2 separate regions of the Homo sapiens genome follow, and region 2 is linked to region 1. The links are chromatin loops, found by intact Hi-C in ENCODE. Cell type or tissue: IMR-90. All regions are shown on one strand.

Region 1 (2,500 bases):
ATTATTAAAATAATGAAATTATTATTATAATTATGACTTAACAGAAAGAAGATTAATAAACTTTTTAGTAATGCAGGGGTCAGTATTGAGAAAGCTGGTGTAAATCTCTTTTCCCCGCCCTTCCCTGAGACCTTGTCCTGGGACAAGCCTGGGGGCCATGTAAGCTCCTGTGCCTGAGCCTCTGGAAGTTCCCTGCTAACCCCTAACAGACCCTGCGGAGGAGGTGGTTACTTACATCCCCCTAGACTTCTGCCACTACCACAGTGAAGATGGCAGCAGGGTAGAGCTGTACCATAGTGAGGTACTCACCTATGGCACAAAATGTACGGGATTCACTCAGTAGTCATGATAAATATTAAACTAAAACATCTAAATGCAATATTTAAAATAAAAATCAATGCCAAAAAATCCACAGTGAACAGAGTACAAAAATTTTCAACAAAGACGGCTCAGGATTACTGACTTTTCCTTTTGCTGTAGATGCCAATACAGCTCCTCACGAAATTTTATCTTTACATTTTATTTTAAAATGTAAAAATATTGTATAAAAGTCTTTATTTTGACTATTGAGTTGGCTTCACCTTGAATGCTGCAGCCAAGGCGCGTGTCTCATTCCCCTTATCCCTAACCTCTGTCGTCCTAGAGTTGGGGGACTGAGCGGTGGGCCAGGACAAGCAACGGATGAAGTATCTCGGAAGCCGGAGAAGGGTGGTCTGGGGCTCTTGGGAGCATGCGCGGGGTGGGGCGGTGGGGGGACTGAGGTGGCGCTCCCGGCTCCTCCGCGCGCCCCCGGCACCTTCCGCGCGTCCCCGGCTCCCCACACTCCGTCCCCGGCTCCCCACACTCCCACCCCGGTCTGCCCCGGGCGCCCCCGGTTCCCCACCTCCTGGTGTGCCTCTGGCGGGTCCGCGCAGGATCAGGCTACAGACTCGCCCGCGGGCGGCTGCGCGGCGGGCCGTTGGGGAGGGTGTTGGGATGAGGAGCCCCAACCAGATGGACGCGCACCCCGCAGCGGCGGAGGCGGCGGCGAGGCTTGAGCAGTGAGTGCTCGGGAGCCCCGGCCAGCCCTTCCTCCTTCTGCCTGCGTCCTCTGCGCTGGCCGCTGCTCCAGACGCCAGGGGGCCCACCCGCTGCCCGTGGTCGGCGCGCGGAGCTCGAAAGCGCGCGCCTCTAACAAATGAAAACCCATAGGGACTTAGGGTTGAATTTTAACTTTTTTTTTTTTTTGGCTTATTGTTTAGTGCTAGATAGAAGGGTTTGAGCGGTGTAGTCAATTTTGGTGCTAGTCTGACTTGAGGCAACGTGACGTGACCTACGCGTCTCATCAGTAATGCAGAAATAACATTTTATCCACTTCATCGGGCTTTTCTTTTTCTTTTTCAGAAAATTGAGGTAAAATTCAAATAACATAAATTTCACCTTTTTTACCCTTCAAAGTGCACAGTTCCCTGACTTTTAGTATATTCACGATGTTGTGCGACCAACACTACCATCTAATCCCATTTTCATCACCCCCCAAATAAACCCTGTACTCATTCAGTTACATCCCATTCTCCTCTCCCCACTGCCTCTCCCAATTGCCAATCTACTTTTTTGTTTGTGGATTTGTAGGTTCTAGACATTTCTTTCTTTCTTTCTTTCTTTTTGTCTCCAGCTGCATCTACATTGCTGCAGAGGACATAATTCCATTCATTTTTATGGCTGTATAGTATTCCATAGTGTATATGTACCACGTTTTCTTTATCCAATCCACCATTGATAGGCACCTAGGTTGATTCTATGTCTTTGCTATTGTGAATGATGCTGCAATGAACATACAGACGCATGTATCTTTTAGTAGAATGATTTATTTTCCTTTGCGTATATACCTAGTAATGGGAATGCCGGGTCAAATGGTAGTTCTAAGTTATTTGAGAAATCCCCAAACTGCTTTCCACAGTTTCTGAACAAATTTACATTCCCACCAACAGTGTATAAGTGTTCTCTTTTCTCCACAGCCTCACCAGCATCTGTTTTTTGACTTTTTAATAATTGCCATTCTGACTGATGTGAGATGATATTCCATTGTGGTTTTTATTTGCATTTCCCTGATGACTGGTGATATTGAGCATTTTTTCATATATTTTTTGGTTACTCGTATGTCTTCTTTTGAGAAATGTTTGTTCCTTTTGCCCATGTTTTATTTGGGTTATTTGTTTTTGGCTTGTTGAATTGTTTCAGTTCCTTGTAGTTTTGTATATTAGACCCTTGTCAGATGCATAGTTGCAAAATAAACTTGGGGCTTATGATACTTCGCCTGATTATTTACATAAAACACAGTGGGCATAGTGAATGGCTTTTAAAAGTTGGCTTTGCTGGGACTTTTATACTAAATTTTGGATTAGACTTTTAAAAGTCTTGAGGCTAGGAAGCCAAACCAAGTATTTGCTTGGCTGTATCTGTAATACCTGTATGAATTGGGTTAATTTCTCTCTTCTTGAGTTCCCAAAATATACTGAGG
Region 2 (2,500 bases), 1.4 Mb after region 1:
AAGTTCCTCATTTCTAGATTTTTTCCTTCCTATAAATTAGCTTGATCTTTCCCTGGTATGACTCCTACAACTCTGCCCCGGCCTCCAAGTCTAAGTGAGCTCTCCCTATTGTGCTCAAATCCTGTCCTTTTCCCACACCAGATCATTTTAACCCTTGCCATTCTTCAAGCCAACAATTCTCCCAACAATTTATTTCTTCCGCTCCCACCACTCCAGTGCTCAGTCAGTGAGTGATTCTGGGAAGAGTGGTCTGGCTGGGTTGGATGGCCAGGTCTATTTCAAGTTCATCTCAGCTGTCTGGTCATTTTTTATTTAAAAAAAAAAAAAGCTTTGGGAAGTAGTCTATTTAAACACACGTAAGCAGCTGTTCCTCCCTTTCCACCTGCTTTCATCCCTTTCTCAGCAGATGGGATCATCATCTATTTTATTGAAATAACAATAATACCCCCAAGTTTTGTTTTGTTTCATTTTGTTTTTATGAGACGGACTCTTACTCTGTCTCCCAGGCTGAAGTGCAGTGGCACGATCTTGGCTCACTGCAACCTCTGCCTCCTGGGTTCAAACGATTCTCCTGGCTCAGCCTCCTGAGTAGCTGGGATTACAGATTTGCGCCACCATGCCTGGCTAATTTTTGTATTTTTAGTAGAGATGGGGTTTCACCATGTTGCCCAGGCTGGTCTTGAACTCCCGACCTTAAGTGATCCACCAGCCTTGGCCTCCCAAAGTGCTGGGATTACAGGCATGAGCCACTGTGCCCCGCAAATACCCCCAAGTTTACTGACCTCTTAACTATGTTAGATGCCAATCTAAGCCCCTTTAATGGATTATCTCCATTGTCACAATAACTCCTACGAAGATAGTACTGGGACTATCCTATTTTACATATAAGGAAAGTTAGGCTCAGAGATATGGAATGATTGACAAATGTCCAACAGTAGAGCTGAGATGTGAATCCATGTTAACCTGATCCCCAAATTGAAGCTCTTACCCACTTTTACTGAAAAGCCGTTTGGATTCTTTAGTCCACCTACTTTCTATCTCTGCTTAATGGGCTGCAAGATGCCCATTTCACTGAACTTGTTTCTCCTAAGGACCTGCAGGCTGCTTTGCTGAATGCTCCTCCTCCGCCTTGATCCTGCTTTGGCATTCCAAACTGCTGGGTTTGTGATCCTTTTTGGATCTCTTCACTAGTTTATGGGGCTCTGCATGCTCTTGGCTCTCCAACAACCACTAGAACTTCTTACTGACCGGCTGTTTTCATTCCATCCCTTAAATGTCAGCATGTTCTGAGGTTCTGTCTCAGCCTTCCTTGCAGGCTACACATTCTCCCTGGGTGACCTCATGTCCTCTCGTAGCTCCAGAATCGTTGCTTCTTAAATAATCTCTCTGTTAATTTTTTAGTCCCTGCTTTTATTTGAAGCTTCTGATCTGCCTTTCTAACCAGTGGGTGTTCTGGGAGTGCTTCAAAATCAGCTTGACTCAACTCAATGTCATCTTTCCCGAAATACTCTCTTCACCCGTGTTCCTTAGCCTAGTAGTAAAAACAGTCTACCCAGTCTGGACTTTAGTTAACAAATTCTGTTTATTTCTCCAAAGCAGTACCAGCGATTATTCCTCTGGAAAGACCTCTGTCTCAGCTCAATTTTCCTCTACCATTTGACTGGACTATTGCAATAATTTCCTAAGGGTCTCTCTGTCTTCAGAATCCTCACTGCTATCCATCTCCAAAGACATAGACCTATTTATGTTATTTGGCATCTTGAATTTTTCCTGCTATATATTTCATAAATACCAGATTTCTTGGACTAGCATTCCATGACCTTCTCATATTGCCCACACTGACTTTGCTAAGTTTATTTAATTATTAAAAGTACTATGTGGGGCTGGGCGCAGTGGCTCACTCCTATAATACCAGCACTTTGGGAGGCTGACGCTGGAGGATTACTGGAGCCAGGAGTTTGAGACCAGCCTGGGCAATATGGAGAAACCTTGTCTCTACGAAGAAAAATGCAAAAATTAGCTGGATGCGGTGGCACGCCTGTAGTCCCAGCTACTTAGGAGGCTGAGGTGGGAGGATCGCTTGAGCCCAGGATATGGAGGATGCAGTGAGCTGTGACTGCACCACTGCACTACAGCCTGGGCAACAGAGCGAGATCCTGTATCAAAGTCCCAGCTACTTAGGAGGCTGAGGTGGGAGGATCGCTTGAGCCCAGGATATGGAGGATGCAGTGAGCTGTGACTGCACCACTGCACTACAGCCTGGGCAACAGAGCGAGATCCTGTATCAAAAAAATAAATAAATAAAATAAAAAGTACTATGTGATAATTACTGATAGAAAAGCTCTTCATTTTTATAGGTTTATCTTACAACCATACAGCATCTGAAATTTCTACTTTAAGTGGTAGATATAATGGATCACAGTGATAGATTCTCCTGCATCAGCCTCCCAAGTAGCTGGAATTACAGGTGCCCACCATGATGCCCAGCTATGATGTTAAG

Evidence for each region. Peaks named below come from ENCODE experiments on the same cell type or tissue, not always from the same donor. Only the 100,000 strongest peaks of a DNase experiment are listed, where the experiment ranks them.
Region 2: a loop joins it to region 1, with 3 times the contacts of the local background. A loop is called at or near these places in 3 of 110 quality-filtered maps.

What each region holds. Positions count from the first base shown.
Region 1 is chr16:21,282,927-21,285,426 of GRCh38, forward strand. It overlaps a transcript of CRYM not described here. Among named protein-coding and RNA genes, the nearest start is that of CRYM, 5.9 kb to the left of the region's middle. In IMR-90, a CTCF peak has its summit at 1,127; no DNase peak of the experiment used is centred here; H3K4me3 peaks cover 607 bases; H3K27me3 peaks cover 1,764 bases.
Region 2 is chr16:22,693,809-22,696,308 of GRCh38, forward strand. No RefSeq gene overlaps it. Among named protein-coding and RNA genes, the nearest start is that of LINC02890, 82 kb to the left of the region's middle. In IMR-90, no CTCF peak of the experiment used is centred here; a DNase peak (open chromatin) is centred at 1,313.